Regions from separate parts of the Homo sapiens genome. Here regions 1 and 3 are each linked to region 2. A link is a loop called in an ENCODE intact Hi-C map of the cell type or tissue named here. Cell type or tissue: mammary epithelial cell. All regions are shown on one strand.

Region 1 (8,000 bases), 310 kb after region 2:
CCGTCGTCTTGGCACCAGGGTTTTGCTAGTGGCAGATAAAGATGATGTTCCAGCAGACGCTCCAGTGCTGCCGAGGTTGGTGTGTTTATTAGACCTGAAATGAGAACTGTGACTCTCAAGCTCATGGGCACTCTCACTACTCCTGTTTTATGGAGACCCCCTGGGGTCTGAGGGTCGAGATTCCTCAGGATGACTTGCCAGAGCATGCCAAGACAGATGGGAGCAGAGAAGCCGGTCTTTCTAGCATTTCTCTCCCTCTTTTCCACTAGTCCTCAGTAAAACAGCCTTGCCAGAACCAGATGTCTTTTTTCTGCAGATATTTACTGTTATGACTTGGGAGGCAGCAGGTTCTGGACTGTTGCCCTCACCTAGACCGCCCCCCCCCCTTGTCAGATGCCACCCGTTTTCTCAGACCCGTCGGTCTCCCAGACCACATTGCTTTGTGAGCAGATGCCTGTCAGGGACAGCTCTATCAGAACAGACCGAGTCCAGCCCAGTGAGCCGTGATGTTCTCTCACTGCTCGGTCCCCCCTCTGCCATCTACAGCGACATAGGTTGGGTCTGTTCCCCTGGCAGACAGCAGGCCTTCAGAGCCCTGCCAGAATCTCTTGTGTCTCCCCTAGCACACACACATCCCTCCCCACCCACCACCGCCAGGCCTGGATAGCCCTAGTTCTCTCCCATTTCTTGGTGTCAGGGTGTTCAGACCTTTTAAGCAGATGAATGCTAACTCATTCAAGGCTTTTAAAACCCAGTGCCTTAGCAGGGTACAGTGGCACACACCTGTAGTTACAGCTGTGTGGGAGGATTGCAGGAGTTCCTGTCTAGCCTGGGCAACATAGCAAGACCTCCTTGTCTTTTAAAAGAAAATTAAAAAAAAAAAAGTGCCCTAAACTGAATCCAGCCCTGCAGATGTAGCTGGGCCAGGACAGAACAGAGGGTAACCACTGCCTTCCCAAGCAAGCAATGGAAACTGGCAGCTGCAGTGTCTTCATCACGCGATGGGGTGGGAATGCTGCCCCTTATCTGGGCACAAGGAATAGTGTCATCTGTGCACCTTAAAGTTGCACAAAAGCTTTCCTAGTAGCGACATCTCATCCTTGTCAAACTTGAAATTATCTAAAAACCACAAGTCTCTTCATAGGAACTGTTTGCAAGTCAGCAGTTCCCCATTTTGTACTGCATGAAATGCACCCTTGAGCCTAAATATCTGGCTTGCATTTGCCCTGGTACATTTAACTGGCGTGGTGAAGTAGGAGGAGCAAAGGCGTCGGAATCTAACAGTGCTGTATGATTCTTGCTTCTTTAAGCTTCGGTTTCCTTGGGTTTAAAACAGGGTTCCTAGGAAGCTGAGATGGAAAAAGGTGGCTGCCGCCTGGCTCCATTCCAAGTTGCTGCTCTCGTTCTGTAGCTAGCCCAGGTTTCCGGGTTCCGTATTAACCCTGTGACCATCTCAACCCTTGACACTGTCGATAGGAAGCTGGTCGTTCTCTCAGCTGGGCCTTTACTTAAGTCCTGGACAAACAAGTTGACCAAGGGCAGGCAGAGACTGCTACAGGGTGCCACATAGTGTATGCAGTGCACAAATGGTTCTATTTTTGGTGGGTCGGTGTTGCCAGCGAGCTGACCCTGACCAGGTGTGGAGGGGAGTGGGTGGGGGGCTGTGGAAATGTGGCCAGGTCCCTACCCCTATCGGCAGAGGCTCCATCCTGCCCTTCCTCTCAGCCACAGGTGCAGGATGGTAGATGGGAACTTGCCAGAAGGATGCGACCCTATTTAAGTAGTTGTGTTTTCTTCCAGCCCAGCATCCCCACCAAAACAGGAAAAGAAGTGCTCTCGTGCAGGGCTTGTTCACAGTGAGCCTGGCTGGCTCCTCATGATCTCTGAGTTTAAAATGTGCCAGCAGATGATTTTAACGATCCCATCAAAAATTGTTGTCTGGATCAGTTTCGAGCTAGCGTTTCCTTGCAGAGGCCATTCTTCCTTTTTTGACAAAAGTTGGGTCGGCCAGGTGCAGTGGCTCATACTTGTAATCCCAGCACTTCGGGAGGCTGAGGCAGGTGGATCACCTGAGGTCAGAAGTTCAAGACCAGCCTGGCCAACATGGCAAAACCCTGTCTCTACTAAAAATAAAAAATAAAAATAAAAATAAAAAAAAGCCGGACGTGGTGGTGGGCACCTGTAATCCCAGCTACTGGGGAGGCTGAGGCAGGAGAATCACTTGAACCCAGGAGGCAGAGGTTGCAGTGAGCCAAGATTGCACCATTGCACTCCAGCCTGGGCGACAAGAGCGAAACTCCGTCTCAAAAAAAAAAAAAAAAAAAAAAAGACAAAAGTCGGGTCAGTGCTGCCGCCCCCAGTGTCAAGGATTTCAATCACAGGTCGGTTTTGCCCGACCCTGGAAGCCTGGTCGTTTAAAGTGGCTTGGTTCTCTCCTGCCCTCTGCTCACCCCGCTCTTAACCAGGTTGGTTCCACCTTTCACAGCCTGAAAGTCAGTCTCCCTGATGAGGAGATGTAGAAATAGGTGAGAAGCAACAGAGCCCGTACCCTCTGAGACAGTATCTCCCCCCAGACTCCACCCTGTTCTCCTGGTTCCAAAGAGAGGAACCCACCTTTTGCTGGTTTTTCTTCTGTGGGCCTGGTCTCATTTTGAACTCTACCCTTTCTTTTTTTTTTTTTTTTTTTTTTTTTTAGCTTCTCTCACAAATTTTATTTTATTTTAATAAAGCTTCAAAAATTATAAATAATGTCTAAGCAGATTTAGAATCTCAACAATAAATGCTTAGCCTTAGAGTACTGCATTTTTGTATTATAATTTGATGGCCACTTCTTGCATGGTTTCTACTCTACCCTTTCTGATGCTGTTCTTTTCTTCCTCTTTCTTGATTATTTATTTCAGCTTCCACATTTTATTTCAACAACATTAGTCATCGTAGCTGCGTATTCCTGTTTTCAGTGTAGTAACGTTGAGCATTTATGTTCCTAGCACTCTTCCAGGTACCCTGTGCGTTATGAGGCAGGCACATCTCTCCTGAAAGAATTTATATTCTTGTCAGGGAAATAAGGCTTCAGATAAGAAAAAATTCGGGGGAAAGTGCCGAATTCCTTCTACCCTAACCTGCCTCCATTTCCTCCCTCCTCCGAGTTGAGATGATTGGGTCAGAGCCAGCTCTTCCTGGGCTTGGGAAGAGGAGATGGGGCTTGAGTGCTGCTGCCCCCCTCATAACCTCAGAGTCTATATTGAGACTCTCTTGCTCAAACTCTCCTCGCAGAGTAGAACGAACAGGCCCTGGTGCGAGGAAGGGTTTGACCCAGGCTCTGCCATTGCCACCTGCATGACTAGGGTGAGCCACTGAATCCCTCTGGCCTGAAGTCTCCGTCAGAGGTTGTCTGTCCCTCCCTGCGAGACTGCAGCAGATGGCACCCCAAAGCCACCATTTGGGAGCGCCAGGGCGCAGCAGCAGCACAGAAGCTTCCCCTGCAGTGTCAGGCCCTGAACCTGGGGTGGATGGCCCAGCGTGGGCCTGGGCCTGCCAGTAGAGGCCTGAAGACAAACCGAGTGAGTCTTCTCCAGTTGGCTCGGGTGAGCTGGTGCCTGCCAAGGGCTGCTGCTGTGGCTCTGGGCATCTGCCTGCTCTACCATGGGCAGCAGCAAAATCTTCTCCCTTGGAAGTGGGACTCTGGGCTTCTGCCCTCTGGGCTCTTTATGGTCTGAAACTGAAGTCGGTTTGTGCTTCAGTTCCCAGGCTGCAAAACTGGCCTTGTCATACCTGCAGCTGGCTCCACGGTGGGAACAGTAGGCTCTTTGCAGACCGTGGAGGTGGGGTGGGCTGTCTGCCGTTCTCAGAAATCTCTGGCTTTCTCTGACTTGGAATGTTTCTGTCTTTTGCAGATGGAGAAGGATGAAACTGTGAGTGACTGCTCCCCACACATAGCCAACATCGGGCGCCTGGTAGAGGTGAGTGACCTGGGCTCTGGCTGGCTCCTGCAGTGACCCACAGCAGTGACACTGCAGCCCCGGAGCCGCTGTGCTGGCCTCCTTCTCTGCTGCTTTCTCTCAGCTCCACCGCAGCCGGCAGAGCGCTTCTTGGATTTTGCCCTGGCCTCATATTTTTGGAGCCTCTGATTTGGATGCCAGCAGGCTCCAGCTTCAGGGCCACCTCCTGCTCCACCCCCAGACCTGGGCTCCCAGAAGACTGCTCAGGCGCTGGCTCTGGGGCGCACTAGGTCTTGTCTCCCCTGATCGCCTGGGTGTGAACAGGGCCCTGCGCTGGGAGAGGAAGCAGATCCCAGGAATGCCAGTGGGCCCTGGTGTGGCTTCAGTTGCGGCTGCCTTGGCCCTCCTGTCACCACGTTGTTTGGGAAGGCAGGGAGGTGCTCTCGGGTTTCACAGAATTGTTCACAAAATTAGTGGGGAGCCCAAGGGGTGGTGATGTGGTTTAGAGCAGCTCCCAGGCATGGGCAGAGCTGGCCGCCAATCCCTGGGTACTGGCTTCCTCCCTGCCTGTGGACTGTGGATGGGAAGGTGCCGGGAGCACAGATGGCAGGTGGGGTCTTGGCAGCCTGGAGCGCGCTCACTGATGCCCCAGAGCAGGCGTGTGCCACCCTCCAGTGGCCACACTGGGGACTGCAGGGCTGGCAGGTGGAGGGAGGGCGTGGGCCTCAGGGTTCCTGACCTTTTGCCACTGCGCTGACCGACCTCCCTTCCAGGACATGGAAAATAAAATCAGAAGTACGCTGAACGAGATCTACTTTGGAAAAACAAAGGATATCGTCAATGGGCTGAGGTAATGTACCAGAAAGCACAAGCTTTAGAAGCAGACAGAGGGATTTGAACCCTGGCTCTGCCAGTTACTAGCTGTGTGGTCTTGGGCCTCGGTGTCCTCATTGGTAGGCTGCAGTGCCCCTCTTCTGGGATGATCATTATGTTGATTTTGGAAAGTAAAGTCCTGATGTGTCATCTGCACTCTCCGTAGCAGCTGTCGGTCCCTATCTGCACCATTTGTTTTCTGGGGCATGTTCACCCTAACAGCCATTGGTGCCCTTGCCCCCGGAGCCTCCTCAGCCCTGCAGTTTGTCAGTCCCCGCTCAAAAATCTCCCCACCCTCCAGCCTGGGCCTAGGGGAGCCATGACACCACATTCCGGGCAGCCCGGCTGCCTCTGGCTGGCCTGCTCTCCGAGACAGCAGAGCGCAACGTGCAGGCAGGGCCCTCAGTCCGGGCCTTCTCAGGCCCCCAGCCTCCCTGACGCCACATGCAGGCAGGGCCCTCAGCCTGGGCGTTCTCAGGGGGCCCCAGCCTCTCTGACGTCCTCTGCCAGGGCTCTGCTGCCAGTGGCCAGTGTCCTGCACCATCCTTCCCACCTCGTGCCCTCAGCTCTGCAGTGTCAGCCCAAACAAAAGCCGGGCGCTCTCTGGACCCTCCAGGTCCACGGCGGACAGAGCAGGAGGCAGGCCTCTGACATGAGGCCAGAGCCCAGCTGGGGGCAGTAAACGGCTGTGGAGGGAGCACTGGCCTTGGAGTCAGGAGAGTCAGGAGGCCGGGATCTCCCCTAAGCTCTGTCATCCCGAGCTGCATGGCCTCTGGCACTCCTCGCAGAGGCCCTTGTCCAGTCGAGGAGGCACGGTCGGCTGAGATGATGAATCTAGAACACGCTCTGCAGTCCAGCAGCACCGTGTGAGTCGGGCTGTGCTATGCCTTTAGCGGCCAGCCCTCTCACCCACTGCCGTGGTGTAGCTCTCACAGCCCAGCCCAGAGGAGAGGCAGGCTGCAGTCCCGGGGCTGCCCCAGCTCGTGGACTGGGGTGGGCGACAGATTTCAGTCACCTGCTTTACAGTTTTAAAACAGAGGAGGAGTCCTCTTTGGACCCTTGTCTTCTGATCCCCTGCCCACCTGGGGGAGGCTTGGTCTTCGTGACCTGTGACAGGGTTAGAGCCCAGTGGTCCCTGGCGTTAGGCCTGCCACTGGCAGCCACTGCCCGATACACCAAACACACTTTCCCGCCCAGCCAACCTGCACAGTCCCCAGGCAGTGGCTGGGAAGTGGGGGAGAGAAGCCGAAGAGCCTGCGGGTGGTGGTGGCGAGCCCCTGAATACCACGACCACCGCCAGCGTGGACCTCTGCAGCGGCGATACCACTCCACACCCCAGAGCCGCCACGGCATCCCCCCTTCCGCCTCGTGGGTCTCCCTGAATTTCCTCCTCAGCTGTGGCCCCCTGCGTTCCTGGCTTCTCGTCGTTCTCTTCCCTCCCACTCCACTCATCTTGAACACTCTCTGTAGATCTATTGATGCTATCCCTGACAACCAAAAGTTTAAGCAGTTGCAGAGGGAGCTCTCTCAAGTGCTGACCCAGCGCCAGATCTACATCCAGCCTGATAATTAAGCCGATCCAGGTACCCTGCCTGAGAGCCGCGAGACCCTCCCCACTAAAACAGGACTCACCAACCCGCCGAGACCCTGCCGGTCCGGCTGCTGCTCCGCGGCCATTTAAACCACCACTAACCCCCACGTGTGCTCCCGGTCGGTGCACAGCCACATTCCCGTGTAGCCTCGGCCCCATGTAACACGGCACCTATCACGTGTGTGTGCTTTCCACTCTGGGTGGAGGCTGGGTGTGGGGAAGACGGCTGATTTTTTGGCTTTTGCTTCTGAAGAAGCCCAGGCCAAGGGACGGATGCTGCCTCTCCAGCAGCAGCCACTTGTGTGCACCGGCCTGACTGTCCCCAGGGCAGGGATCTGCCTGCCGTCCACCCCCCCATGCTTCAGAGGAGCCTCTGATGCTGGTGCAGGGATCCCAGAAGCCACATAAGCCTCCCCGCTGCTCAGCGGCACATTGCCTGTCCAGGGCTAGCTGGCTTGGAAGGGGTGACCTCACTCTCTGATCTCTGAGTCTCTGGGGTTGGAGGGCAGAGTCAGGGCTGGACTCCACCCTGGCTGGCCCAGATGCTCTGCTGGAGCTGCCTGGACGCCCAGTGCCGACTCGGCCACAACCAGCATAACCTTCCGCCCCTAACGAGCTGCAGCTGTTCCTTTAAACAGGTTTCGCTAATGGAAAGGAAAATAGTCTTGCTTGTTGGTAATGGCCAAGAACCATGACTTGAGCTTGTGACAGATCCAGATGTAGGGAAGGAGGCAGCATCCCTGGAGAGTAGGAGGGAAACTTGTTTGTAAAAAGAAGGCATTTGGAACCCTGCCAACTGGGGCTGCAGAGCCCAGGTCCAGGGGCTGCGCACTGAAGGCCCACCCCAGAAGGGGTGCAGCAGACTTTCCAAGGTGGAGGTGGGGTCAGGCACTTAGAAAACCAGGTGGAGCTGCTTTTCCGAGGCCGTGGGACTTAAGTGCACCAGTCTGGTCTGTGTGTGCCAACTTAAGGCCCACGACTCGGGTCAGCCTCACAGTGTGGCCATCAGGCATTTCCATCATGGCATTGAGAAAAAACTCTTTTTAAGATACACCGTGATGGTGCAGTTCCCTGGCCGCCCACTGGGGGCGTCCTGGCGTAGAAACCCTGGCAGCCAGGTCTGCTCAAGATGACTCCTCCCTCCCACAGAGTCGAGCACTGTCTCCAAGCGCTGATTCGAGGTTGCTTGGCCGTGACCTTCCCAAGCATTGTCCCTTAAATAAGCCCCCTGCTCCTTCCGCCTTCCACCATTTCACTTCTAACTTCCTGTGTCTAACATGATTCTAGCTCTGGAACTTTCTCCTTCGTGTGATCCAGCCAAGACCTGGCGGGCTTGGCTCTTCCTTCCCAGAAGAGCCAGTGACCACCCAGGCTAGAGGTCCTGTGCGCTGCTGCTTTGCCCGCCGCATCTCCCGCTGGCCATGTTGACCTCCCGCTGTGAGCTTGGCAAGAAGCCCCTGGGGAATCGGCTGAGATTTGGAGCCTGGGGGCCGTGGGGGCTGATGCCTTTGGCCGCCGCAGAGCCAGGGACAGTCCTGGGAAGATACTCAGAAACGTGTATTTCCCCAGCATGAACCAAATGTCTGCGTTTCTCCTGG
Region 2 (8,000 bases):
GCCCAAGTGAACCCTGACTGTCCACGCAAGTCCCATGTCCTCCTCGTCCTGGAGTTCCTCGAGGTTCAGCGAGCCCATCCCGCCTAGGGCCTCTGGAACCTTGGGGCGAGGGAGGTAACCCCTCACTCCCACACCCATCCGATATTTACAAAGAGCATCCCTGGGAGAGGGGAGAAGGCGGCCGGCTCTGGCAGCTTTCTGGGGGGCCTAGAACTTGGGGCACAGTGCGGGGCACTAACATTTCTAACAGGGAGAGGAGGGGGATGCTCGTCTTCAGGGATGGTCTTGGGGGGTTGTCCCCCTCCTTCTGGCCTTGGAAGACTCTTCCCTTTCCTTCTTCCCCTCCTCCCCTTCCCCCACCAGGCAAGCCAAGGAAGCCAGAGAAAGGCCCGGAGAGCCTGGCTCCCAGCTCCCGCGCCACGAGTCAGCAGGGTCCTGCCCAGGCCTGACTCCCAAACCCCTCCGCTGAGGGAGGGCCACTTCAGTGCCACTGGGGCGACGCTTCCCTGGAGATGGGAAGTGGGGTGAGAGGCCTTGGGGAAACCTGTGGGCCGGAGCCTCCTGTTTCTGCCAGTGGTCTTTCTAGCCCAGCCCTCCCTCAAGCCTGAGGCTGGCAAGATGCTCACACTAAGCCCGGGACCTCAGCAGTACCATCTGCACCCCCAGGGACCTTAGCCCGATTCATGCCATCTTGGATGGCCTCCCCCAGCACTCAATGGCTCAGCCAACTTCCTCCCCCTCCCACAGGCACATCTCTAGAAGCCAGACAGGAAGAGACCACCCCCCCCAAAAAAAGAGCCCTGAAGACCTCTGCTTCCTCCCCCCACTCTTGAATATATTAAATTGTGCAGCTTGGCTCTAACCCCGCCCCTTCAGATCTCCATGGCAACCGGGCAGCATTCAAGTCCGAGTCTGAAGCCAAGTCCATCCAGTGCCAAAGGGGGGCTTCAGCTTCTCCCCTGACTTCCCCAGAGAGTGAGACCCAACATTCCACAGGGGGATGAGAGGGGAGGAAGAGTTGGGGGGGCCTCAGTCCTCAGCCCCCTCTTCCTCTGTGTGGGGGGCCCCAGGGGGGTCCTCGGGCTCAGGGGTCTGCCCGCCAGGATGGGGGTGGGGATGGGGGTGAGGGTGGGTGCCGGGCTGGGATCCCGGCCCGTCCTCGCCCTGCACATAGACGCTCAGCCCCTCGTGACTAGGCTCCTTGCCGCAGGCCTGGCAGCTACAGTGCAGGATCTTCTCCACCAGCTTGTCCACCCTGGGCACCTCCTCGTGGCCCGGGCACTCCAGCGTCACCTGCAGAGGGCAAGAGAGAAGCAGAGGCATGTTCCCAAAGGTCTGGGGCAGGCAAGGCAGCCCCTAGGGTAATACTTCCTCATGGGATCAAGAATCCCAGAGCCCACCTGTGATGCCCAGTTAGCTCTGGGGTCCCATGGGGAGGGGGAAATTGAACCCCTGCACAAGCCACCAGAGCTGTCTCCTCACATCCAGTCCTGCCACCTTCCCACCCATTCCCCACCAGCAGCCACCAGTGTGGCCTGCCCCTGCTAAAATCGCCCCCACCGCCGCGATCCCCCTGCACTTGGAGACAAACCCTGACCCCTCACTAAGGCCACCCAGGACCTTCAGGTGCCACCAGCTGGCTGGCCCCCCTACCCCTGACCCTGCACCACTCTTACCAATCCTGTGCTTGGGCTCTGCCTCAGGGACTCCGCACATGCTGTTCCCTTTGCCTGGAAGGTTCCCCCCACCCACCCCCCTATCCCCGCCGACTACCACATGCCCTAAACTGCGCCTTTGGGTCTGAGCTCAGACTTCACTTCCTCAAAAGAGCCCCACCCCAAAGCCCAGCCCAGCTGAGGCTCACCCTGCAGGAACCCCATCTACCTCCTACTCTGCCCCTATCATCACCCATCTAAGTACCTTTTTTCCTTCTCCCTCCCTTCCTCTCTTCCTTCCTCCCTTCCACAGAGCGCCTACCCTGTGCCAGCTCTGGGGACACAAAGACACATTTCCTTCAAGGAAATCAGAGTCTAGTGGGGGAAACAGATCTGTCAAAATCACCCGGATGCAGGTGGAAGACTGCAGGTGTGAAAGGTGCTTGAAGCGGAGGCATACTGTGCTCTGAGAGCCAACGGTACCAGGGTGTGCCCCAGTCAGGGGGCCTGGAAAGGGGCCCTGAGGAAACGCTGCTTGGGCCAAGGGCAGAAGAATGAATAGAAGTGAACTAGAGAAAGGGGACAGAGGTGGTGTTCCAAGCAGGGAAAAGAACAGGTGCAAGGGCCCTGGGGTAGAAGCGAACGGAGCAGGTGCGAGGCACTGAAAGAAGGTGGCTGTGTTAAGCGTCAAGCTACTAAGGAAGGCAGGAAGCAGGAGGAGGCTGGAAAGGCCACTGAGCCAGGCCATGCCAGGTTCTCGGGACAGGGCAAAGATTTTGGTCTCATCCTATAACAACAGGAAGCCCCTGAAAGGACTTCAGCCCATGAGAGACATCAGAATGGAACTTCGGGAACATCCCTGTCCTGTACAAGTTGGTGTCAGACTTCTGAGCCATCCTGTGGGGAGGCCCACATTTGTATCCCCAGCACAAGCCCTTCACCCTGCACACAGTGGGGCCTTTCTAAGGCCCTGTGGCCATCTGCTGGAATACAGGAGCCTGGGGAGAAAGGCCAAGGCTGGGGCAGGCTCCGGGCCGAGACTGGGTGGGGCAGGCAGGCAGTACTCACAATCTCCCACATGGACTGGGCTGGCATGCAGGAGTCACAGTGAACCAGGGACTCTGTGGACTGTGGGAAGGTGTTGGGGACGCTGTAGCTGAAGCACTGTCCTAGGCACGCCCTGTGGGAGGAGAGGTCACCATGCCTGTGTCACTGTTGGGGAGGCAGGGATGGGCAGCCCTGGTCCTCTTCCTCCCTCCTTGGACCCCTGTCCGCATCCCCCCACCCACCCCTTGGGTCCCACCTGTTCTGGATGGACTTGGCCTCACAGCCGCTGTGGCCCACGATCTGGGTGATGTTCTTGGCTTCGCACCAGGCACTCTTATCTGGGAACAGTGCCAGCTTGTTGATGGGTGGTGGGGCAGCCAGTAGCATGGCAGGGAGGACAGCCCCCACCAGGACCCGAAGCATCATGCCCGTGGCCTCCAGAGCCCTAGAACGGAGCACAGGTGCCAGGTGAGGCACAGCAAGGTGCAGGGGGCCGGGTAGTGGTGTTACAGCATGGACTCTGGCATCCGACTCCTTGGCGCAACCCCAGCTCTCCCACTTACTAACCAAGTGCAACTTTGGACAAGTTATTTCTCCCCTCTGAATCTCACAATTGGAGCTGGGAGTGGTACCTACATCAGATGGGTATCTGGAAGGTCAGATGAGATATTAAATGAGCCTAGCAGATAATACACATTCCATATGTGTTGGTTGGTTTTACAACTTCCTAAATTGCCTTGAGCAAGTTACTTTTTATCTCGGTGCCTCGGTTTCTTCATCTAAAAAGGGGAGATGGTGCCACTGCCTGGCACAGGATTGCGATTACGAAGTGTTCAAGCACATGTCAAGTGCTGAACAATTACTACCTCCTTTCTCCCTTTGATGCTGTGAGTCACCCAGGAAAATACACAAAAAGCTGTCCACACAGCCCTGGAGGGGCTGGCCACACACCATGTCTCCTTGAAAGCTACTGCAACCATTGTCAGGATTCTGATGTTTGAAAAGTTAGCCTTAACCTTCACGTTGCTGTGATTTCTTTTTGGTTTTGTTTTTTGAGAAAAGATCTCACTCGGTCACCCACGCTGGAGTGCAGTGGCATGATCACGGCTCACTGAAGCCTCGACTTCCCTGGGCTCAGGTGATCCTCCCACCTCAGCCTCCCGAGTTGCTGGGACTACAGGCGTCCGCCACCACACCTGGCTAATTTCTGTAAAGACCAGGTTTCGCCGTGTTGCCCAGGCTGGTCTCAAACTCCTGGGGCTCAAGCGATCTTCCTGCTTCAGCATTCCAAAGTGCTGGGATTACAGGCGTGAGCCACCGCACCTGGCCTGCAGTGAATTCCTGGGCCACCTTGGCTGGCCAGACCTCAGGCAAAAAAACTGACCCTGAACCAGACAGTATTGTTCTCTAAGATGCCTCACCAGAAACTCGAATCCACAAGGGCTCTACACAGATCACTGTCCCCAGCCCCATTCTAACACGTGAGTCAAGCGGGAGCCAATCAAAGCTAAGCACTTGGCCATTTGCAAATTCCCCTGCTATAGGATGGAGTGAGATACTAAAACAATACCAGGATCTGCCAAAAGGTGGCGCTGCAGGGCAGTCTGTGTCAAAGGATTCCGCTTTCAGGAGACTCGCCCCAGGTAAGTTTCACCCATGCCCCCCAGTGCAAAAAGCACGGGAGAGGGAGGCTTCAGAGATGAGGGCAGTGCCTTCTTCAAGGAGGCCCCCAAACCCTCGGAGGACGGCACAGCCGAGAAAGGGCATGGGTCCACGTGTGCTGGGTGACCGGGACACTCAGACCTGTTTCCCCACCACCTGTAAAATGAGTGCAGTGAGCCAGGCCAGTGGTTCCCAAACCTGAAATTTGATCAGAATTCCCTAGGAACTTGTGGAGTAAAAGTTCTAGGGTGGGTAGGAGTCTGCGTTTTGATCAGGCTTCCTAGGCAGCTATGCGCTCAGTCAGGGATTCTTTACCTTGGGACAGTCCCTAGAGGGGCCTGGATGAGGCTAAATCAGGAGGAAGAGGGGACAAGTCCTGGTCCCAGTGGCCCCACAGAAGCCCAGCACCAGGAGTCAGGTGGCTTGGGACTGGGCATCCCATTTAGGACAATCCTACCATGGGCCATGGAGATGGCAAAGCCAGGTACTTTTTTTTTTTTTTTTTTTTTGAGACGGAGTCTCGCTCTGTTGCCCAGGCTGGAGTGCAGTGGCACGATCTCTGCTCACTGCAAGCTCCGCCTCCTGGGTTCACGCCTTCTCCTGCCTCAGCCTCCCGTGTAGCTGGGACTGCAGGCGCCCACCACCATGCCCCACTAATTTTTTGTATTTTCAGTAGAGACGGGGTTTCACCGTGTTAGCCAGGATGGTCTCGATCTCCTGACCTCGTGATCCGCCCGCCTCAGCCTCCCAAAGTGCTGGGATTACAGGTGTGAGCCACTGCGCCCGGCCTTACTTATCTATTTTTTTGAGACAGAGTCTCACTCTGTCGCCCAGGCTGGAGTGTCATGGCATGATCTTGGCTCACTGCAACCTCCGCCTCCCGGGTTCAAGTGATTCTCCTGCCTCAGCCTCCAGAATAGCTGGAATTACAGGCATTCGCCACCACACCTGGCTGATTTTTGTATTTTTAGTAGAGATGGGGTTTCACCAGGTTGGCCAGGCTGGTCTCAAACTCCTGACCTCAAGTGATCTGCCCACCTCGGCCTCCCAAGGTGCTGGGATTACAGGTGTGAGCCACTGCACCCAGCCCAGAGCCAAGTACTTTATAAAGTGTCTGGGGAGCACGGGTCTAGAGGTGGGCTGGCTGAGTGGGGCTCCTGCAGGGCTGTGAACCCCTCCAAGCACTCCGCTCCCCATCCAGCAAGTTCCCCCAGCTCCTGCCCCTCTCCTGCAGGTCTCCATCTCAGGGGACCCCAATGCCGGGATAAGCCCCACTCCCAGCCCACTGGGGAGGAAGGGCAGCTGGAAGTGAGGTCGGACAGGCTGCCCCCCCGCCGCCTCCCAAATGAGTTCCTGTCACGATCCAGGCCCTCACCCACGCATTTCCGGTCTTGCTGACAAAGCCCATGTTTCCAGTACAACCACATCCTAACAAAATAGAATGGATTCCTCCCTAACTGGCAACCCAGTGAATTTTTCAACAAGCCTGGCATGCAGGCGGCTTCCTCACTCCTGAGTCAGGTCTGCCCACAGCACACCTGAAGGGTCCTGGAGGTCCATTTAAGGCCAGGGCTCCCTGGGCTGGACTGGCCCCCTAGACCCTTAGGAGAGGTCCAGGGACTCTTGTCCTCCTATATCTGACCCCATCTTGCTTCCTCAGGAACAACAGGTCACAGGGGGCCAGGGAGGTGACTGGGGCAGAAAGTGATGTGGATTTGGAATTGAGACTGGGGTTGTAATGCAAGTAGCCTGGGCCAGGCATGGTGGCTCACACCTGTAATTCTAGCACTTTGGGAGGCCAAAGCGGGAGGACCACTTGAACTCAGGAGTCCAAGACTAGCCTGGGAAGCAAAGTGAGACTTGGTCTCAAAATAAAATAAAATAAAATAAAATATTTTTTTATTATCACACTGTGATAACACATTTTTTATTATCACATTATGCATTGTGATGTGCACCTGTAGTCCAGCTATGTGGGAAGCTGAGGCGGGAGGATGGCTTGAGACCAGGCTTGGGGCTGCAGTGAGCCATGATTGCGTCCCTGCACTCCAGACTGGGTGACAGAGCAAGAACCTGTCAAAAAGGAAAGGGAAAAAAAGGACAGGAAAGAAAAGAGGGAGGGAGGCAGGGAGGGAGGGACAGAGGGAGGGAGGGAGGCTGGGGTGAGCACTTGGAGTTGGAATTAGGAGAGGTCACAACCGAGGCTGTGGGTCACAACTAGGCTGAAGCCGAGTGTTGAGACTGGGGTTGAGGCTAATGGAGGCTTACTGGGAAATGGGGTAATGGTGACTTTTTGGAAGAGGTTGCAGGCCCAGAGATCAGGAACTGGTTATCAGCGTCAGGCTGGGACAGAGGTTAGGAGAAATGAGACGAACTGAGGCAGAAGGCCCCCTCCTTACCTTCCACCCTTTCCAGTGCACAGCTGAGGTTATCACAGGGCCAGCTGTGTCCACAGAGGGGTGCTATAACCCAACCCACCAGGCCCTAGCAGGCTCTCCGCAGGGCGCTGGGGCCTCGGCCTCCCCGGGCCAGCAGCGTGGAGCTCCAGCATTTTCCCCGGGCTCCCCCTGGAAGCGTGGACCCTGGAGTCCCCAGTGTTTGAACTGCAGCCCCTCCCCTTAGGAGCTGTGTGACTCCAGAAATAAGTTCACTCCTCAGAAACTGCCTTTCTCAACCCTAACATGGGAAGCATTGCACCTTCCCTGGAGAAGAATTGGGAGGAGTAAATGAAGGTACTCAGCACCTAGGAGGCACCCACTAAGGTCAGCTCTCTTCCCCCCAGGGGATCATGGGAAAGGCTGGGCCAGCATCAGAGCCAAGGCTGGGCTGGAACAGGAGGCAGCGAGGATGCCAGATGAAGTCTCTCCCACACACGGCTGTCATCCAGACACACCTGCCTCCGCCCACCCTCCTGCCCAGCCCCGAAGAGCCCAGGCTGCCCCCACCGGTGGGGTGGGCTCTTGGCTAGCAGGTTTTCTTTTTTTGTTGGTTTATGCTTTTTTGTTGGTTTACGCTTTTTTGTTTTTTCAAGCAGCAACTAATCTATTTTTTTTTTTTAAGCAGCGATCGTACTTTCCTTCCTGAGCCTTGAGAGCCTCACCCAGATTCTCAACCCTTCCTCCCGCCCTGAAGGTCACACAGCAAGTCATGGGACTCCCCAAAAGCGAGGGCGGGAAGGAAAGTTGGAGATCTCCCAGCCAAGTCTCCCTGCTCTGCAAGGGGCTGTCCCAAGGCCCCCAGCAAGTCAGGCAAAGCAATGCCCTGCCCTGGGCCGTTCAGGGCCCTGCAGTTCCACACTCACTCACTTCTAGGAGGGTGGGGAGAAAGGCAAGGGTGAGGGCAGGGAGCTGGGGGCACAGACCCTATGCCCACTCAGACACTCCCCTGAGGGGAGGTCCAGGGATGTGGGTAAATAGGGGGCAGTTGTTTTGAGTTGGCACAGTCAGAGATGGCTCTCAGGAGGGAAGCAGAGGTTCTGAATTCTGAACTAAATATAAGAGCGCAACTATAGTCATGCGTCAGTTAGCCATGGGGATGCACTCTGAGAAATGTGCCATTAGGTGATAGAGTGAACTCAAACCTGAATAGTCTAGGCTATTACAAACCTAGGCTATATGGCATAGCCCATTGCTCCTA
Region 3 (8,000 bases), 410 kb after region 2:
ATCTCAGCTCACTGCAACCTCCGCCTCCCGGGTTCCAGCAATTCTCCTGCCTCAGCCTCCCGAGTAGCTGGGATTACAGGCATGCGCCACCATGCCCAGCTAATTTTGTATTTTTCATAGAGACAGACGGGGTTTCTCCATGTTGATCAGGTTGGTCTCGAACTCCTGACCTCAGGTGATCTGCCTGCCTCGGCCTCCCAAAGTGTTGGGATTACAGGTGTGAGCCACTGCGCCCAGCTAACAAACACGTCTTATGTGTCCTAAAATGAATGTGATGGTGATAGCCCTGTGATTTTTTTTCCGGAGCATTTTGTGGAATGGTGATTTTAGCTCCTTATGGTCCCCTGTACTCTTTTTTTCTCAGGAGACAGCAATATGTTGGGAAGGTCAAGTTTGCCTCCTTGGAATTTTCCCCTGGATCCAAGAAGTTGGTTGTAGCCACAGAGAAGAATGTGATTGCAGCATTAAATTCCCGAACTGGGGAGATCTGTGAGTGAACTGAGAACTGTGTCTACTGGCTGCCTCAGGGATGAAAGACTTACCATTGCCAACTCTGCCTGGCTGATTCCTGAATAAGGAACATGTTGGCCAAAAGATGCCTCTCCTAGTGGATTCTGATACTTTTTTTTTTTCAGTCTTACCATCTTTGAATATTTGTATGTTCCTATAACTGACCTTTGCGGTTTGTTCTCTCAGCTTGAATCCTGAGTGTCCTTAAATAAGATATTGCTGCAAGCCCAGGCGGGAGGATCACTTGAGCTCAGGAGTTCGAGACCAGCCTGGGGATCACAGTGAGGCCCCATGTCTAAAATTAAAAAAATCAGGCATGGTGGCGTGTGCCTAGATTCCCAGCTACTTGGGAGACTGAGGTGGGAGGATTGCTTGAGCCCAGCAGGTTGAGGCTGCAGTGAGCTGTGATCATGCCAGTTCACTCCAGCCTGGGCAATAGAGCAACACCTTGTCTCAAAAAAAAAGATGCTGCTGCAAAAAACACATTATTCTACTTTGCAGTAAACTCTCAGATACCCTCACTTAATTACCTACACTGGCCGGATGTTTTTAGGCACTAAAATAAGGGAAATAGAATTTATGATCACTATTTTTCTTGTGAATTGGATGGATTTTATTAATCTTATTGTTGTTTGTTTATATGTTTGATGGGGTGGTAGTGGGGCCTGGACAGTAGTGGCCCCTCTTAACCCCTTCTACCCTCATTACCCCGTGAATGGGACTGGATCACTGCCAGTTAGCTATACTCCTTCACTCCCTCGAGATAAAATTGGACATTGCTGTGCAAATGAAGAGCTCTTCATTTATTTCTTAGTCTTCTGGGTTGCCACCTTTTGTTCATAGTAATGTCTAACTTTCATGTCTCTCAGTGTGGCGCCATGTTGACAAGGGCACGGCAGAAGGGGCTGTGGATGCCATGCTGCTGCACGGACAGGGTAAGCAGAGTCCTCCCGTGTCTCCATTGTGCGGCCAGCTCCCTGTCCCATTCCTTGGCTCCTTGATCTGTACAGGGTCTGGTAGGGAAAGGAGACTGGGGACTCCTGACAGTGAAGGACAGGTACCTGTTTAACATGTATTTGCATCCAGAAATCAGAGGTGAGGCCACTGCTCACAGTGGGACCCTAGGAAGCGACAGAGCAAGTGGGAAATGACTTCACCACGATCTTTTCTTTTCCAGATGTGATCACTGTGTCCAATGGAGGCCGAATCATGCGTTCCTGGGAGACTAACATCGGGGGCCTGAACTGGGAGATAACCCTGGACAGTGGCAGGTAGGGGAGAAACTGGATTTTATCTTGACTGAGTTAAAGGCTTCACCGGAACACAGATCTGCATAGACAGCAACTCTGGGCTTTTGGCTTTTTCCCAGGGACCACTGAAGAGCCAGCCATTGACATTGAGTACCCATTGTGGATATGCTTGCTCAGCCAACATGTATTGAGCGCCTGTTAGATGCAGAGTTTCTAGGTGCAATGTTTGCGCTTGTGCTTGAATGCTGTTCCTAATTTCACTGTGATTCGTGAGTTTTGCAATGTTCCAGATATAAGAACATAATATAAAACTTCCACTGTTTAGTTTTGTTTAAAGAACAGCCTGACCTATTGTTAACATCTTTGCTAAAGTTGTTTATTTTTATTTATTGAGTTTTTTGAGACATAGTTTCACTCTGTCACCCAGGCTAGAGTGCAGTGGTGTGATCTTGGCTCACTGCAACCTTCACCTCCCAGGTTCAAGCAGTTCTCGTGCCTCAGCCTCTCCAGTAGCTGGGATTATAGGCATGTGAACCACGCCTGGCTAATTTTTGTATTATTAGTAGAGACGGGGTTTCACCATGTTGGCCAGGCTGGTCTCGAACTCCTGACCCCGTGATCCTCCCACCTCAGCCTCTCAAAGTGTTGGGATTACAGGCATGAGCCACCGGGCCTGGCCCCTAAAGTTGTTCAAATGATAGGGTCATTTGTATTAGCTTATACATTTTCTGATAGTAATTCATTTGGTAAACACGTGCTGAGCCCCAGGCGATGAGAACACATGGGACTGTGAGACAGTTGCTGTCATTGAGGATTCCGCTGTCCATTGGGAGGCAGGCAGGTAGCACAGTAATGACAGCACTGTCTCATGGATATGTGGCAGAGGGTAGGTCCAGTTGCTGTGAAGTCCCAGGGGAAGGAGGGAACAGCCCTTAGGAGATACAGATGGTTTCAGGGAAGCAAGTAGTGTGGCCAAATGGTTGCAAGTGCAGAATCTCAAGTTGACTAACAAGAGGCAGAGCCAGGGTTAGGATCCAGCTGTGTTTGACCCCAAAGCCTGTTTTCTTACCCACTAAGCAACAGTGGGTACTGTTCTGGACTGTCTCTCCCAGCCTGAGGCTCTGCAGGTGTGGGCTGCTCTCAACCTGTACTTGTGTTCAGTTTCCAGGCACTTGGGCTGGTTGGCCTGCAGGAGTCTGTAAGGTACATCGCAGTCCTGAAGAAGACTACACTTGCCCTCCATCACCTCTCCAGTGGGCACCTCAAGTGGGTGGAACATCTCCCAGAAAGGTAAGGCTGCCTGCTCACAGGCAATAGCTGCCTCGTTCTACTCTCTAGGAGCTCCTCTTTCTCCTCGAGGGACCCGAAGCATTTGCTTTAACCCAGGCCTGTCTCTTGTTGGTGTTCCATGGAGTGTGTTGCACTCAGAATATCTTGAAGGCTGTGAGTATGGGTGAAACTCCGGAGTATGCCTGGAGTTTCCTTTGCACTGAGGAGAACACTCTCAAACTGGGGTGCTAGGGCGAGCCATGCTACGGGAGCCACTCACTCGCTCATGGTTATGGTACTTTGTGCCTTCTGACTTCTAGTTCAAGTTCTAGTTCTAGTTCTAGTTCTGACTGAGCCTTTCGTTCATATTAAGAGTTAGAACAACTCAAGAAGACCCAGGGTAGGCTGAGTGAGGTGTGAAATGGTTTCTCGAGGTCCTGCTGGTAGAAAGCATCGAAATTGGGAAGGAACAAGAGAGAAGGAACAAGATAAAAGGATCTACTTAGACACCCTGTGGCCATTTTCAAAGTTTAGAGCAGGACTCAAAACTTCAAATTCTGGCCTGGCATGGTGTCTCACGCCTGTAATCCCTGCACTTTGGGAGCCTGAGGTGGGTAGATCACTTGAGCTCAGGAGTTCAAGACCAGCCTGGGCAACCCCATCTCTACAAAAAGTACAAAAAATTAGCCAGGCATGGTGGTGCGTGCTTGTGATCCCAGCTACTTGGGAGGCTGAGGTGGGAGGATCACCTGAGCCTCGGGAGGTAGAGGCTGCAGTGAGCCGTGATCGCACCACTGCACTGCAGCCTGGGTGACAGAGTGAGACGCTGTCTAAAAAAAAACACAACAAAGAAAATGCTATGAGGCGGGTTATGAAATATCCATGAGCAACACTGGCTGGATGGGAGCTGCAGTGCTCCTGGCCTGCCTGGAGGGGGCAGCCTTACCCACCTGATTGGTGCTCTGTATTTAGGCCTAGTGTTGCCACATCTTCTAACCGTAGGAAAATTTAGAAATCTGATTGTGAAGTATAATATCTTCTAAATGTTGACAACTAATTCAAATTAAGAACAACAACAACAAAAGCCCCCAAACTGTGTGAGCCAAACAAAACCTATTTGGGAATTACTAGTTTGTGACATCTGGCTGAGGCCTGGCAGCCCCTGAGGATAATCCTGTCCTGGGTTGAAAGCTGACGCTGCGGTTTCTTCTTCCCTCTCTTAGTGACAGCATCCACTACCAGATGGTGTATTCTTACGGCTCTGGGGTGGTGTGGGCCCTCGGAGTTGTTCCCTTCAGCCATGTGAACATTGTCAAGTTTAATGTGGAAGATGGAGAGATTGTTCAGCAGGTACAGGAGGGTGACAGGAGCCTGTGAATAAGGTGGGGTTGGGGGAGACTTGATAGATTTCTTTGTACTGGGGAACAGGGAACTTGGCTGGGCAGATGCAAAAGCTACTTATGCTCCCTCATTCTGGTCACTTGCCAGCTGCCTTCCCATTAGGCCTCTATTTAAAGTACTCATATTTGCATGTGTTATCTTCTGGGGTGGCTAAAAAATTACATAGATCTAGTCTCTGCCTGTAAGTATCTTACAGTGCTGTGAAATCACAGTAGGACACCACATATGGCAAATATAGTAAAGAAGTGCTGATTCTGAAGTGCCAGGTATTTAAAATTATCGGATATATTTTTCCAGTGACCAGAAAGAAAATCCTGATATTTTTTCCAACTTTGAAGGCTCTCAGGAGGTTGGAGGGTGGGGTTTCAGGGGACAGGAAGAACTCCTATACAACCAACCATGAAGAACCTTTGAGCTTAGGACCCCCAGTGGGATGCTGGCAGCAATATTGCTGTTGGGCTGAGAGGGAAATGTAAAAATCTTTCACGAGCTTCCTGTTAACGATGACTTTTCTGTAGGTTAGGGTTTCAACTCCGTGGCTGCAGCACCTGTCTGGAGCCTGTGGTGTGGTGGATGAGGCTGTCCTGGTGTGTCCTGACCCGAGCTCACGTTCCCTCCAAACTTTGGCTCTGGAGACGGAATGGGAGTTGAGACAGATCCCACTGCAGGTGAGAGGCTGCCACTGCTTCTTCTGGCCTGAGGCATTTCCTGCGGGGAGTAGAAAGTTTGGCATGATTCCCCTGGAGGGTCTTTCTCCTAGACTCTTCCTGAGCAGTGGAAGCCATTCAGGCCTCTGGCTGAACTGGTGTAAGAGGAAATCAGTCACTTTCCTCTTTGGGGAACTTGAACTGGAGCATTTGGAGCCACCTGCCATGGCCCAGTTACTTCCCCCGGCAAAGTAGGGCAGAGGTTGTGAGCCTGGGATGGGTCAGGGAGTCGTCAGCTGTTAGCCATAATCCTCCTCCTTCTTGCCTTCCAGTCTCTCGACTTAGAATTTGGAAGTGGATTCCAACCCCGGGTCCTGCCTACCCAGCCCAACCCAGTGGACGCTTCCCGGGCCCAGTTCTTCCTGCACTTGTCCCCAAGCCACTATGCTCTGCTGCAGTACCATTATGGAACGCTGAGTTTGCTTAAAAACTTCCCACAGGTAACTGCAGGCAACATGGTTTGCTAGGATTCAGGAGATCTCTCCAAGACATGGATGCTAGAAGGCAGTGCTTTTGAATCTGGAAACGTTTGCTCTTAGGCCCAAGATTGATGACACCTTCCCGTAAGTGGTTTGAGAGGGGGTAGGTAGCCTTATCATAGAAATGGTGTATTTCCTCCTGAGTATTACAAAGGATCTTTAGAGCAAAACTAGTGCCTTCCTTAGTCCAAAGGAAATATGGGGACATAAATGAGAGCTTCCCCATAGATAGTAAGAACAAGCAGCATGGGATTTAAGATTGACCTGTGCCTGCGTTGGAGGTAGGGAGAGTTCTGTTTTCAGCTGTAGATGCAACTGAGGCCTCCCTCTGCTCTTAAATGCCTGACCATTCTGCTCCAAAGTGGGGAGCACTTTCAACTCTAAGGCCAAGGGCCTTCCCTGGAGAGGTGACCCTCTGTAAGGCAGCTGGCTAGTACTGGTCCCATTTAGGAGCTGATGCCTTGCTTTTCCCCCAGACTGCCCTAGTGAGCTTTGCCACCACTGGGGAGAAGACGGTGGCTGCAGTCATGGCCTGTCGGAATGAAGTGGTGAGTATTGAGAACAACAGTCAGCACTTGGGATTTTCCTTCCTGGTCTCCACTAGGAACCCTGAAAATCAGAAGTCTGGGCACATTGACCTGGTCAGTTTGAACCCAGCGGGCAGGAGGCTGTTGAGAAGTGAGGTCTTGCCTCAACTATAGAGCTTTCTGCACACCCCATTTCTCCCCAGGAACGAGACCCTAATGTGATGACCTTACTTTCATATGGGGCTATTAAGGGTTGAATAGGCTTTGTGGGCAGGGGTGAGAAATGAGCTTTGTCTTCTCTCAAGTGCTAAGAAGACAAAAACAAAAGCTTCATTTCAGTGACTGGGAAGTGACCCTTTGGCTGAATTTTCTCCTGTCCTTCTCTTTCTCATAGCAGAAAAGTAGCAGTTCTGAAGATGGGTCAATGGGGAGCTTTTCGGAGAAGTCTAGTTCAAAGGTATGGTGTGGCACTGGGCAGTATGCCAGACCTAGAGACGCAGGAGGCCACCAAAGAGAGTTGGGGGAAGAGCTTTGGTTAGGAGCAGGTCCTAGAGTTCCCAGCTTCAAATGAGGTTTCCTAAGTACTGTAAATTAAATGATGTTTCTCTTAATCTCATTTTACCGGGAGATTAGGAGGTAGAATCCCTAGAGTCTGTTTCTAGCCACTTTCTCCTCTGGGCCTCAGCGTCCCCATTTCTTTTGGGATCCTGGCTGGCACAGTTGAGTAGTACTCTGTGCAGTTACCCTGTAGCAGAGGCATGAGCCCCTGGCTGGAGGCATAGGTTCCTGCTGTGGCTTCCATCTAAGCGTTTCCCTGCCTCCTGTCTTGCTCAGTCTTACCTTGCTCAGCCCTACCTCTCTCTCAGAAGTCTCTGCTACTCTGTACTGGCTTCCAAGACAAGTATGGTAGTTGTAATTTCATTTATTTACTCAGGCACCTTATTTCTGCCTTAGGATTTAGCTTGCTTTTCTCTTTTATTCTCCTTTGCATATATTTCCCCTTCTGGCCTGGCTCCTTCTCTAGGGTATTTGCCCCCAATCCTTGGACTTCCTTTGGTGGGCTTTGCTTTCGGGGGATACCTGTAGTTGACACGTGCTGTCTGTACTCCTAGGACTCTCTGGCTTGCTTCAATCAGACCTACACCATTAACCTATACCTCGTGGAGACAGGTCGGCGGCTGCTGGACACCACGATAACATTTAGCCTGGAACAGAGCGGCACTCGGCCTGAGCGGGTAAGGCAGAGCCTTTCTTTGCAGACTGTCCTGTGGGCTTCTCAGCACATGGCTTCCTTTCCTCAGGGCCAGGTCTTAGCCATGGGGCTTGGATTAGGCTCTCTAAACATGTGTTCTAGTGCTCTCTGAGCCACTGACTTGTTAGAAGTCACAGTAAAGGCGGGTATTATTTATGCCAGCTCATCATTGTGCACCAGGGACTGTTCTAAGCTTTTAACTTACACATTAATTGATTTAACCCTCCAAACACTCTCATGAAGCGGTTGTTCCTGACCTGGTTTTAAAATGATTCTGTGGCCTGGTGGGATCGAGTACCATAGCCAGAGTCACGGAGCCAGTAAGAGGTGTCACTGCGGTTCAGATTCAGGTCTAACCCCACAGCCTGGACTCCTCATCACTACCCAGTATTGCCTCTGTGTGCATCTGGTTGTGTTCCTCAGCTGCTTGGGCTGTGGCTTCTTCGTTTCTAAAGCGGAAAGTCTAATCCCGGCCTCCTGCTCACTTTGTGGGGTGTGATTAGAGCATGGATGAATGGCGTGGTACCCGTGGAGTACTCAGGTTCTTCCATGGAAAGGTCTGGGAGACCCCAGCATCATTATGTTGGCTCCTAAGAATATGTATC

Evidence for each region. Hi-C counts contacts between places; a loop is a spot of excess contacts. Peaks named below come from ENCODE experiments on the same cell type or tissue, not always from the same donor. Only the 100,000 strongest peaks of a DNase experiment are listed, where the experiment ranks them.
Region 1: it touches region 2 in a loop (9-fold over the local background); 100 of 110 quality-filtered maps call a loop at or near these places.
Region 3: it touches region 2 in a loop (7-fold over the local background); 47 of 110 quality-filtered maps call a loop at or near these places.

What each region holds. Positions count from the first base shown.
Region 1 is chr1:19,341,146-19,349,145 of GRCh38, reverse strand. It overlaps CAPZB (capping actin protein of muscle Z-line subunit beta), which reads left to right. Exons shown (of 9, transcript NM_004930.5): 7 at 3,894-3,959; 8 at 4,712-4,788. Among named protein-coding and RNA genes, the nearest start is that of SLC66A1, 33 kb to the right of the region's middle. RefSeq lists enhancers at 4,674-4,723, 7,420-8,000. In mammary epithelial cell, CTCF peaks have their summits at 4,610 (motif pointing left) and 7,485; a DNase peak (open chromatin) is centred at 7,485.
Region 2 is chr1:19,650,159-19,658,158 of GRCh38, reverse strand. MICOS10-NBL1 (MICOS10-NBL1 readthrough) reads right to left here. Exons shown (of 4, transcript NM_001204089.2): 2 at 2,959-3,147; 3 at 2,724-2,835; 4 at 1-1,293. The coding sequence starts at 3,128. The coding sequence ends at 1,030. It overlaps NBL1 (NBL1, DAN family BMP antagonist), which reads right to left. Exons shown (of 4, transcript NM_005380.8): 2 at 2,959-3,147; 3 at 2,724-2,835; 4 at 1-1,293. The coding sequence starts at 3,128. The coding sequence ends at 1,030. Among named protein-coding and RNA genes, the nearest start is that of NBL1, 9.8 kb to the right of the region's middle. RefSeq lists a silencer at 4,127-4,266 and an enhancer at 7,117-7,734. In mammary epithelial cell, CTCF peaks have their summits at 4,291 (motif pointing right) and 6,819; DNase peaks (open chromatin) are centred at 4,258 and 5,768; H3K27ac peaks cover 3,639 bases.
Region 3 is chr1:19,237,395-19,245,394 of GRCh38, reverse strand. It overlaps EMC1 (ER membrane protein complex subunit 1), which reads left to right. Exons shown (of 23, transcript NM_015047.3): 2 at 365-489; 3 at 1,380-1,445; 4 at 1,688-1,781; 5 at 2,922-3,050; 6 at 4,253-4,379; 7 at 4,949-5,098; 8 at 5,410-5,577; 9 at 6,093-6,164; 10 at 6,538-6,600; 11 at 7,256-7,378. EMC1-AS1 (EMC1 antisense RNA 1) reads right to left here. Exons shown (of 2, transcript NR_135114.1): 2 at 4,691-5,138. Among named protein-coding and RNA genes, the nearest start is that of EMC1, 10 kb to the left of the region's middle. In mammary epithelial cell, a CTCF peak has its summit at 3,957 (motif pointing right); a DNase peak (open chromatin) is centred at 3,944.